3 separate regions of the Homo sapiens genome follow, and all the other regions are linked to region 2. Evidence: read pairs that join two places in POLR2A ChIA-PET (ENCODE). Cell type or tissue: GM12878. All regions are shown on one strand. Region 1 overlaps EHBP1 (EH domain binding protein 1). Region 2 overlaps COMMD1 (copper metabolism domain containing 1). Region 3 has its middle 85 kb from the start of MIR5192.

Region 1 (4,000 bases), 830 kb before region 2:
TTTTTATATACAGGATCTTCTCATCAGCAAACAGAGATAATCTTATGCCTTCCTTTCTGATTTGAATACCTTTTACATCTTTTACTTGCCTAAGTGTGATGGCTAGGACTTTCAATACTATGTTGAAGACAACTGGCAAGAGAGGGCATCCTTGCCTTGTTCTTGATCATAGAAGTCTTTCACTATTGAATATGATATTTTCTGTGGGTTTTTCATATATGACTTTTATCATGTTTAGGTAATTTCTTTTAATTCCTAGTATGTTTAATTTTTTTTTAATCATGAAAGGGTATAGAATTCTATCAAATGCTTTTTCTGGATTGACTGAGATGATTACATGTACTATCTCCTTCATTCTGCTAATGTAGTGTATTACACTGATTACATATGTCTAATCATCCTTGCACTCCAGGCATAAATCCCACTTGGTTGTGGTATGTAATTCTTTTAATATGTTGCTGAATTTAGTTTGCTAGTATGACATTGAGGATTTTTTGCAAAGTTCATAGGGATATTAGTCTGCAGTTTTGTTTTCTTGTAGTGTTTGTCTGGCTTTGGTATCAGGATAATGCTGGCCTCAAATAATGAGGTAAGGAGTATTCCCTCTCCAATGTTTTGGAAACGTTTGAGAAGAATTAGTGTTGGTTCTTCTTTAAGTGTTTGATAGAGTTCACTGGTGAAGCCATTAGGTTCAGAGCTTTTCTTTTTTGGGAGATTTTTGATTACTGATTCATTCTTCTTACGAATTAGAGCTCTATGCATATTTTCTATTTCCACATGGTTTCATTTTGGTAGGTCTTCTGTTTCTAGGAATTTGTCTATTTCACCTAGGTTACCCAATTTGTTGGTGTAGAATTACTTAGTACTTTCTTATAATCCTTTTTGTTTCTGTGGAATAGGTAGTAATGTCCCCACTTTATTTAATTTCTAATTTTACTAAAGTGAGCCTTTTCTCTTTTTTTTTTTTTTTTGTTCTTAGTCTATCTAGCTGAAGTTTGTCAATTTTGTTGATCTCTTCAAAGAATCAACATCTGGGTTCATTAATTTTCTCAATTGTTTTTCTAGTCTCCATTTTGTTTATCTCTGCTCTAATCTTTATTATTTCCTTCCTTTTTCTAGCTTTGGGTTTAGTTTGTTCTTCCAGTTCCTTAAGTTGTAACATTAGGTAGCTGAATTTGGGATCTTTCTTGTTTATTTTTATTTTTTTCCCACTGGAAAATAATATTAATAAGATCCCATCAGCTATACAACATGTTCTTGACATTAAGCTGCATCTTCCATTACAATTTGCTCTTTCCTAAGTGGTTCCATGAATGCTGTCCTCTTTGTTATAGTCTACAAGCAGCCATTGTCAAACTTGGAGGTAGTGTTGATAAAATTAAGGCCAGTCTTTTCTAGAGGCCACCAGAAAGGACTTGGAGGGTGAGTACTTACTTTTTGATTCCCACCACACAGCCTTACAAGCAGAATAAAGTTTTTGGTCACCTTAGGGCAGAGGACAACGCCTCCCTAGGAAAAGCTAGGCCATCGGGTTAGCACAGATAAAGCATGAGGGCTGGAGACAGGTAAGAAAACAGAGTACTATCTAACAGGCATGACACTTTCAGGTTCAGAGGTTGTTCTCAGCCCTCTACACTACCCCAGCAACCTCTAACCACAGGGGTGTTCCCTTTCTTGTATTTGAATGTGAGTGTTAATTGCTAAAAATTTCCCCCTAAACACTGCTTTCATTGTGTCCCAGAAGTTTTGGTATGCTGTGTTTTTATTTTCATTTTTCTCTAAGTCTTTTGTGATTTCTTCTTTGATCCATTGTTTATTTACAAGTGTGTAGTTTAAAATCCACATATTTGTGATTTTTTTTCAGTTTTCCATCTGTTATTGATTTCTAACTTCATATGTTGTTATCAGAAAAGATACTTTGCATGGTTTCTTCTTTTAAATTTTATTGTAACTTAATTTGTGGCTTAACATATATCCAGGAAATGTCCCATGTGCATTTGGGAAAATGTGCATTCTGTTGTTGCGCAGTTTTTTGTATGTTTGTTAGATCTAGTTCACATACTGTGTTGTCCAAGTCCTCTACTTTCCTAATTTTACCTGATTCTTCTATCCATTATTGTGAGTGGGGTATAGAAGTTTCCAACTATTATTGTACAAGTATGTGTATGTCTACTTCCGATTCTGGCCATTTTTGCTTCAGATATTTTGATGGTCAGTTATTAGGTGTGCAAATACTTTTAACTGTTATATCTTCTTGATGTATTGAAAATTTTCTTAATATATAATGTCCTTTGTCTCTTGTAACTTTATTTTTTAATTGACAAATAATAATTGTTTATTTTCAAGGGGAACATGGTGATGTTTTGATACATATAATGTATACTAATCAGATCAGGGTATTTCACATATCCATCATCTCAAACATTTATTATTTCTTTGTGCTGGGAACATTCAATATCCTCCTAATAATATATAGCTTTAAGTAGCTATATTATTGTTACTTATAGCCATTCTACAGTGGTATATAACACAAGAATTGAGTAATCCTATCTAGCTGTAATTTTGTATCCTTTAACAAATCTCTCCATATGCTCCTCTCCCCACCACCTCCCCTGCCTTCCCAGCCTCTAGTATCCTCTGTTCTACATTTTACTTCTATGAGATCAACTTTTACTTTTAGCTTCCACATTTGAGTGAGAACATGCAGTGTTTAACTTTCTTTTCCTGGCTTATTACAGATAACATAATATCATCCAATTCCATCTGTATTGCCATGAATGGCAGGATTTCATTCTTTTTTTTCTAGCTAAATAGTATTCCATGACGTATATACACCACATTTTCTTTAACCATTCATCTGTTTTTGGACAAATAGGTTGAGTCTATATCTTGGCTAACATGACCAGTGCTGCAATAAACACGGGGGTGTAGATATCTCCAATATAATAATTTATTTCTCTGTGGATAAATACTCAGTAGTAGGAGGACTGCTGGATCATATGGTAGTTCTATTTATTTTTTGTGAGACCTCCATAGTGTTCTCCATAGCGGCTATAGTGGCTTGCATTCCCACCAACAGTATCTAAGAGTTTCCTTTTCTCTGCATCCTCTCCAGCATTTGTTTTTTTGTTGTTGTTGTTTTTGTCTTTTTGATAATAGCCATCTTAACTGGAAAGAGATATCTCTTTGTGATTTTGATTTGCATTTCCCTCATGATTAGTAATGTTGGACATGTAAAAAATATATTTTTTGGTCATTTGTATGTCTTCTATTGAGAAATATCTGTTCAGGTCATTTGCCCATATTTGAGTTCAATTGTTTTTTGGCTATTGGGATGTTTCAGTTTCTTTTATATTCTGGGTATTAATCCTCCATCGAATGAGTAGTTTGCAAATATTTTCTTCCATTCTGTAGGTTGTCTTTTCACTCTGCTGTTTTCTTTGCTGTGCAGAAGCTTTTTGGTTTGATGTAATCCCATTTGTTTATTTATGCTTTTGCTGCCTATGCGTTTGAGGTCTTGAAGTGTTTCCACTATGTCTTCTACTAGTAGTTTCAATGCTTCAGGTCTTACATTTAAGTCTTTGATCCATTTTGAGAGGTGGCAGTCTAGTTCCAGAATATCCAGTTTTCCCAGCACAATTAATTGAAGAGACTATCTTTCCCCAATGAGTGTCCTTGGTGTCTTTGTCACAAATCAGTTCACTGTGGATATGTGAATTAATTTCTGGGTTCTCTATTCTATTTCATTGGTCTATGTGTCTGCTTTTATGCTAGTACCATGCTGTTTTGGTAAGAATAGTTTTGTCATACACTTTGAGGTCTGGTAGTGTTATACGTCCAGCTTGGTTATTTTTGCTCATGATTGCTTTAGCTATTTGAGGTCTTTTGTGGGTTCATATAAATTCTGTTTTTTATTTTCTATTTCTGTGAAGAATGTAATTGGTATTTTGATAGATATTGCATTTAATCTGTAGATCGCTTTGGGCTACATGGTCATTTT
Region 2 (4,000 bases):
TCCTCCTCCATACCTTGGTAAGTAAAGAACTTTACTTCATGAGCCATTCTAGCATATTATTGAACTGGGGGGTAGGGATCATGAGACTACCCAATTTGTAGCTAGATATAAGTGTGGGTAACCTGGGGACCATATATATATATATAGAGAGAGAGAGAGACAGGGTCTTGTTCTGTCACCCAGGGTGGAGTGCAGTGGTGCAATCAGGGATCACTGCAGCCTAGACATTCTGAGCTCAAGTGATTCTCCTGTCTCAGCCTCCTGAATAGCTAGAACTACAGGTGTCTGCCACTATGCCCAGCTAATTTTTTAAATTTTTTGTAGAGATGGGGTCTTGCTATGTTGCCCAGGCTGGTCTTGACTTTTGGGCTGAAGTGATCCTCCCATCTCGGCCTTCCAAAGTGCTAGGATTACAGGTGTGAGCCACCATGCCTGGCAGGGACTCAATACTTTTGACTGGCATCCAAAATGGGGTTAAGACCTGTGGGGTCTCCACTAACTCTGGGTAGTATCAGAATTTAATTGTAGAACATCCAGTTGGTATTCAGAGAATCAGAGAATTGGTTGGCATGCAGGGGAGAAAAAACCTATACTTTTGGTGTCAGAGGTGTTGTGAATAAAAGCCCAGAAAAGCCATTGAGGACTAAGCTCTCATTTTTTTTTTTTTTAAATCTTGCCCAAATTCCTATCTAAGAGATCTGGGGAGTCATGTCCTACAAACCATAAATTCTCATCAGATGGGTTTTATTTAACCCTATATGTCATGACTTACTTTCCAATCAGACTCTGGCATAACATTATAAGACAGGCAAAAAAATCAAAATATTTAATCCCAAAACATGTTTCTCTGCCATATCTTGAAAATGTCCCTGCAAAGCCATCCTTTGTAGGGTGAAAACCTGCATCTGTAAAGAATCTCTATTAACATAGCTAGATCTTTTTCTTCCAGGTCCTCCCAATCCTGAAGAGATTAGCTAAAGTCTAGTACCTTTTAAAGATCCGAATAGGAAATATTTTTCATCTATTGTCTCTGAGGGCAGCTACTATAAGACTTCAAAAGAACCTTGGTCTCCACAATCTTTTACCTTAACCTGGACATTTCCTTTCTGTGGATCCTAGGTCCTTAGATAAACTCAACCAATTGTCACCAGAAAATGTTTAAATTTACCTATAGCCTGGAAGTACCTCCCTGCCCCTACTGTCCCCTTCCCCGCCTCCTGCCTTTGAGTTGTCCTGCCTTTCTGAACCAAACCAATGTATTTCTTAAATGTATTTGATCGAAGTCTCATACCTCCCTAAAATGTATAAAACCAAGCTGTGCCCTGATCACCTTGGGCACATGTTCTCAGGACCTCCCGAGGGCTGTGCCACGGGCCACGGTCACTCATATTTGGCTCAGAATAAATCTCTTCAAATATTTTACAGTGTTTGACTCTTCAACAATAATCTGGTGCCCAAACACGTGGGGCCACAGAGAAGACTCAGGACCCTGAAGGAGTTGCCTAAAACCCTAGCTAAGGTACTAGCAGGGGCCCAGTGAAACCTCACCAAGTTCTAGCTTCTCCTCTGGTGAAACTGGTAAGTCCTCCTGAGTCCTGGACCTCCCATTTTGGTTGATGGTCCTTGATTTATTCTGAGCTGTTTTTTTTTTCTCTCTCTCTCTTTTCTCCTAGGAAGTTGGTTAAAATCTTAATTTTGGTTTCAGAGGTGTATTCAAAACAGTCATTCTCCATTGCCTTTTCTCTCAAAATTAATCTCAATTGGCTTGTCTGTGTGCACTTTGCGTGAGGAACTGAACTATTATTTTTCATAAGCAAATGAGAGAGTGAGTTCCTCAGCTTTGAAGAGAAAGGGCATTTTGCTCCTCCCAGCTGGAAGGCGCCCCTGGGTGACCAGGGGCCTCGTGGGAGTGTCTGGGAGGTTGACTCTCCGCAACATGCAGCGGCCCTACAGGAAACTCCCCAACAAATATTAAGAAGGCTTGTCCAGGAAACGCATATAAGGGCTGGTCGCCTGGTGTTTTGAGCCCTCTCAGAGGTGACAGACCTCTGAAGAGAGAAACTGAGACACGTAAGAGGGTAGAAACGACTCAGTGTTGAAACACTGTAAAGTGCTGCCCACAAGCAGCACATATTGATCCACCACACAAAAGCCTTAGGCCACAGGTCAATTGCTCTTAAAAAAAAAAAAAAGAGAGAGATAGCAAATAAACCCTCCAAAAGAGAGGAAAGGCAAGGAGAGCGGTCCCCAGTGGGCACCACAGCTGGGTTTATGTTTAATAATTATGGTGCCTTGACTTGCGAGTATTTATGTAAATAGGAAGATCTTACTAAAGATGACCTAGGTCTAAGGTTTCCAAAATGGGGAACTTTTGATGTCCCTAAATTGGTTTTCTTGTGTGCTAGATTAGAAAACTGAGGCTCCCGAATCAAAGAAAATGAATGGGAATCGTACTTAGGTGGCATCTAGAATCATCAAAAAGAGGAAACGATAAGCTTGCCTCTCTTTAGGAAGTTAAAAAAAATTTTGAAACTGTCTCGCCACTTCTAAAATCAGGAAGGCTCCAGAAACTGTCTCCCCTTCTGCTCCTCCTGACCCTCTGCTCTCTCTGAACTTCCTTGTCCAGACAATTTCATTTTTCCTTCTCCCTCCCCTACTCCCTTGCCTCAAGCCACAGGGGGACCAGAAATAGCTGGATAAAATAATAGAGTAGTTGCTCCTTTTAGGGTAAAACCTACAGGCAGAGGGGATCCTAACATAATGTATAGCCCCTGGACCAAATCAGAGTTAAAGGCCCTGGTACCTGGATTCCCCAGTCCGACTGAAGATCCCTTTAAGTTTGCTAAGGAATTCCAATTAACACTTAAGACTTATGATCCAGGGTTCTCTGACATGTGTCAGCTGATTGAGTTACTGGTCCCCAGAACAAAGCTGAAGAATGATTTAGAGTAGCAGATTGGAAACAGCCTTTAGAAGATTTTGACAAAATAGATGCAGCTGGAAGACAGAAATGGAGAGCTCTGCAATCGCCTCTGTGAAACTGTACCACAGATATTCTCCACGGTTACAGATTGGGCAAAGGTGAAACAATGTAAAATACGCCCAAACAAAATTGTGCCTGACTTTTATATCAGGTTTGAAAAGACATTCAAACAGTTTTCAGGAATACCCTTGGGGAAAGTAAGTGACATCTTACTAAATTCTGGGTTTATGCAAGGTTTAGATAAGGAGTTAGCAACCCTAATAAAGAGGAATAATGTGGCTTGGGCTTCCTTGCCCACCAGTCACTTAGTCAACCCTAGCTGACATCAACCCTAGCTGACCTAGCTGTCACAATCATTAAGAAAGAAAAGGAGGCCAGGCACGGTGGCTCACACCTGTAATCCCAGCATTTTGGGAGGCCAATATGGTGAAACCCTGTCTCTACTAAAAATAAAAAATTAGCTGGGTGTGGTGGCGCATGCCTGTAATCCCAGCTACTCGGGAGGCTGAGGCAGGAGAATCTTGCTTGAACCCAGAAGGCAGAAGTTGCAGTGAGCCAAGATCGCGCCATTGCACTCCAGCCTAGGCAAGAGACTCTGTCTCAAAAAAAAAAAAAAAAAAGAAAGAAAGGAAAGGAAACAGTCTCTAAAATTATGAGTTTACAACTAAAACAACTTAGAAACCAAGTTGGGAGTTTGCAAGGGTCCCATGGTCCCCAGAGATCTAAGCGACCCCAAGAGGAAGCAATTTGCCACTATTGCAAAAAGAAAGAATATTTTAAAAAAAGAATGCAAAAAACTTAAACGGGTGCTTGCACAAAGGGGGCAAAGGGCCCCAGAGGAAGGCACCAGAACAACTCAAAAACCAGAATAGGGATGCTCTGAGGGAACAGAGAGGGTTTCCCCCCTACTTCTAACTAATGCTTTAGGAGAAGTAGAAATAGCCATAAATGGGGAAAATACCAGAGCCTTTGTCGACACCAGCGCTATACTGTCGGTCCTCATCCCTACCTAGATTA
Region 3 (4,000 bases), 190 kb before region 2:
AGCCAGAAAAAGTGACCATTGAAAGAGCCTCCACCTCAGACACTGGCTAGGGCAGAGGGTCAGTTCAGCAACCTGCCGTCCCTGGGTTGTGGGCTTCCCCCAGTACACCAGCTGCGGAAAAGCAGAGTCTGAACAAAACAAGAGAGGGTCCCTGATGGTGGAACTTCTCACGGGGAGCTGGAACTTCTCACGGGGAGCTGAACCCGGGAGGGGGAGATTGTGGTGAGCCGAGATCATGCCGCTACACTCCAGCCTGGGCGACAGAGCAATACTCTATCTCAAAAAAAAAAAAAAAGAAAGAAAAAGAAAGGCCGAGGGACTCACCCGAAGTCATGGCGGTGGGAATAGTGCCCATGAAACCTAGAGGGAGAGGCCAGGTCCCAGGCTGTGCCACCTGCCATGGGTCTGGAACCCTGGGGCAAGAATGAATCTGGTGGGTCTGAGGATGATCTGGGTGGTCTGTGGATCCAGACAGCCCTGTCTGGTTTTCTTTCCTGCTATCTTTTCTATGAATGCCTATATTTTTCAAAACCACTGATGTCCTGCTAGGATGCAGACCAGCTAGCTTCTTACGGGGCTGCTGCTGTGGTGGGGCTCACACGGAGGAGGCAAGAAGCCTTCTGCCTTGACAAATGTAATCGCCAGGTAGCAGGGACTCTGGCAGGTGGCAGGCAGCTCAGGGCCTTCAGAGAAATGAGGAGAGCCCTGGACAACAGCCAGGAGAAATCTGGGAATATAGAGGAGACAGCAGTCCTTAAAGGACCCCAGATTAGGCAACTTTCAGTTTCAAAGTGACAGAAAGTTTCTCTACCTCTTCAGTGGGAAGAGCCTAGAGGACTGCTTTGCTGACTTTGGCACTCAGACAGAACCTCCTGGATAAGAGGCAGGGAAAATACCTCTTACATAACCTCAACTTTTCGAAAGCCAGGGCATGCCACTGATACATAACGAGATCGCTTTGATCTGAGAGTGCTCCAGAGCTAGTCTTCTTTTCACTAGGGATGAATGAAAAACACACTGTTTTTCCTCTGCTCTCACACCACAACCATCAGCCCAGAAAACCTGGGTGATCAGATGTGTGGGGATTTCTCTCTACCAATAAGCAGGCAAGCAAGCAATTCCACAGCAGATGCCAGCTGTTCAATCACGATTTACCTGGAGATAGTGTCAGATCCCACAGGTTGAGGGTTCATCCTCACAAGACTGCCCCCCAACTTCCAATGTCAATCACAAGCCCCATTATTTTAATCACCTGACAGGTTCGTCCCACCCACTGCACAGACAAAACCAATTCACTAAGACCGTGGTACTGCAGTAAAGAAATAGTTTAATTAATGCAAGGCCAGACACATGAAACAACTGGTGTTATCACTCTAATCAGTCTCCCTGAGGGCTTGGAGGCTAGGGTTTGTCAAGGATAGTTTGGTGGCCAGAGAACTAGAGAATGGGTGCTGCTGATTGTTTGGGGATGCAATCATAGGGGCGTGGAAAACAGTTCTCGTGCCCTCAGTCGGCTCCTGGGTCAGGGACCGCAGGACTAGTTAAGTCATGAGTTATAAGTCTCAGTGGGGTCAGTTGGTTTCCAGAATACAAAAGTCTGAAAAAGATCTCAAAAGACAAATCTTAGGTTCTACTATAGGAGCAACTGAGGAAGTTGCAAACCTTCTGACCTCTGGCCACATGACTCCTGAGCAGCAAAGAATTGTAGAAACTATGCCTATATTTTAGCAGAATTCAGTCCTTTCCCACAATCCTAATTAGTCTTGCAAAGGCAGTTTTAGTCCCCAAACAGGGAGGGGATATGTTTTAGGAAGGGACTGTTATCATCTTTGCTTCCAAATTCAACTATAAACTAACTTCCTCCCATGGTTAGCTCAGCCTGTGCCCAGGAATGAGTGAAGACAGCCAGCCTGTGAGGCCAGAAGCAAGATGGAGTCAGCCATGTTAGATTTCTCTCATTATCACCATCTTTGCAAAGGTGGTTTCATTATTTTGTCTGTGCTTCTTGCCAACTGGCTATTGATCCAGGTTCCCATGCCCCCCTCCTTGGGTTCAATTAATTTGCTAGAGTGGCTCACAGAACTCAAGGAAACACATTTACCGTTTTTTTTTTTATAAAGCTTATTACAAAGGAAATGAAGAGATACATAAGTTGAGGTATGGAGTCTGGAGCTTCCGTGCCCTCTCAGTATTTGCCACCCTCCCAGAACCTCCTCATGCTCAGCTGTCCAGAAGCTCTCTGAACCAGAACTTTTCGGGTTATTATGGAGGCAGGCATGATTAAGCCATTGGCCTTTGGTGCTTAACCCAAACTTTAGCCCCCTCTCCTCCAAATGAAGAGATGCATAAGATAAGGAATTGCAGGGAGAGCTGAAAGTTCCATCCCTCTAATCCTGCCTTGGTCTTTTTGGTGACCAGCTCACATCCTGAAGTTAGGTAGGGGCTGCCAGCCATGGATCAACTCATTAGCAAACAAAAAGACTTTGGAGTTCCCAAGGATTTTAGGAGTATGCTAGGAGACCGGAATAAGACTCTCTCTCTCTCTCTCTCTCTCTCTCTATATATATATATATATATATATATGTGTGTGTGTGTGTGTGTGTGTGTGTGTGTGTGTGTGTGTATATATATATAATTTTTTTTAGATGGAGTCTTGCTCTGTCACCCAGGCTGGAGTGCAGTGGCACAATCTCAGCTCACTGCAACCTCCGCCTCCCGGGTTCAAGCGATTCTCCTGCCTCAGCCTCCCAAGTAGCTGGGACTACAGGCACCCACCACCATGCCTGGCTAATTTTTGTATTTTTAGTAGAGATGGGGGGGTTCACCATGTTGGCCAGGCTGGTCTCAAACTCCTGGCCTCAAGTGATCCACCTGCCTCAGCCTCCCAAAGTCCTGGGATTACAGGCATGAGCCACCACGCCCGGCCCAAATATATATTTTACAATATTATACTAGGCCTCTTCTCTTCACTAGCAAGTCTCCTCCACCCTGAGCATCTGGGAACCAGGTCTGCGCTGGTCCTTCATACTCCCCACCACAGCCTCCTGAGGTGGGAATTAGCACCCTGGGACAACTGGAACTCCAAGATTAAGTAAACCTAAACCATTTGTCTCCACCTTGTCTTTCTGCCAATGATCTTTTGGACTCACATGTAGGTCATCCCATGTCCCTGTTAAAAGTAATTTTGAAGCCAATCACAAAAGGCCACATATAGCATGATTCCATGTGTATGAAATGTCCAAAATAGGCAAATCGATAGAGACAAAAAGTAGGTGAGTTGTTGCCTATAGCTGGGGGGTGGTTGAGGGATGGGTGACTAAAGGGTACAGGGTTTCTTTTTGAAGTGATGAAAATGTTCTAAAATTGATTATGAAGATGAACAGGCAACCTTTGTGACTGTACTAAAAAACACTGAATTGTGTACTTTAGATGGGTGAATTGTAAATTATATGTCAATAAAGCTGTTAGAAGAAAAACCAATGATTTTTGCAGATTTTGACCCACAAGATGATCTGCCATTTGCTATATTACATGTGGATATATATGATGTCTCTGTGTCCACTCAGTTGGAAAAGGCCTCCGAGGCCCATTTGGGATCTCACCTGCCTACTCCAGCTGTGAGCATGGAAGGGAAATGAGCTATTTGGGTTGTCAAGAATGTGACAGGAAGGGATCAGCAGAGGCTCTAGGTGGAGGCAGGATGAAAACGTGGAAGCCTTGCACCACACGTTGCACCACAGCCCAGACTCAGGCTCCCAGAGCTCTAGGCTCTCACTGGGCTGGTGGTGAAATGGTGGTGCTGTGAGGTCTCCATTTCCATTGAGAAGTCAATAGAAGATCTCTCAAAGCTGTACCTCCTCCTCTCTCGGGAGGGTTCCAGGGCCCCTGGACAGTCTCCCTAGACATAAGTGTGCCTTAAGATATTTGTGCCCTTTGCTATGTGGGCCTGGGATGGCCACAGCTCTTGGGCTGGTAAGCTCAGGCCTCTAGCAACCTATCC

Evidence for each region. Peaks named below come from ENCODE experiments on the same cell type or tissue, not always from the same donor. Only the 100,000 strongest peaks of a DNase experiment are listed, where the experiment ranks them.
Region 1: POLR2A ChIA-PET joins it to region 2 with 5 read pairs; 2 of 35 experiments call an interaction of 5 or more read pairs at or near these places.
Region 3: POLR2A ChIA-PET joins it to region 2 with 9 read pairs; 1 of 35 experiments calls an interaction of 5 or more read pairs at or near these places.

What each region holds. Positions count from the first base shown.
Region 1 is chr2:62,925,812-62,929,811 of GRCh38, reverse strand. The region is part of intron 10 of EHBP1 (EH domain binding protein 1); the gene reads right to left. Among named protein-coding and RNA genes, the nearest start is that of EHBP1-AS1, 120 kb to the left of the region's middle. In GM12878, no CTCF peak of the experiment used is centred here; a DNase peak (open chromatin) is centred at 1,631.
Region 2 is chr2:62,097,766-62,101,765 of GRCh38, reverse strand. All of the region lies in intron 2 of COMMD1 (copper metabolism domain containing 1), which reads right to left. Among named protein-coding and RNA genes, the nearest start is that of B3GNT2, 96 kb to the left of the region's middle. RefSeq lists an enhancer at 2,016-2,305. In GM12878, no CTCF peak of the experiment used is centred here; a DNase peak (open chromatin) is centred at 1,835; H3K4me3 peaks cover 1,400 bases; H3K27ac peaks cover 2,382 bases.
Region 3 is chr2:62,289,192-62,293,191 of GRCh38, reverse strand. No RefSeq gene overlaps it. Among named protein-coding and RNA genes, the nearest start is that of MIR5192, 85 kb to the right of the region's middle. In GM12878, no CTCF peak of the experiment used is centred here; no DNase peak of the experiment used is centred here; H3K27ac peaks cover 1,060 bases.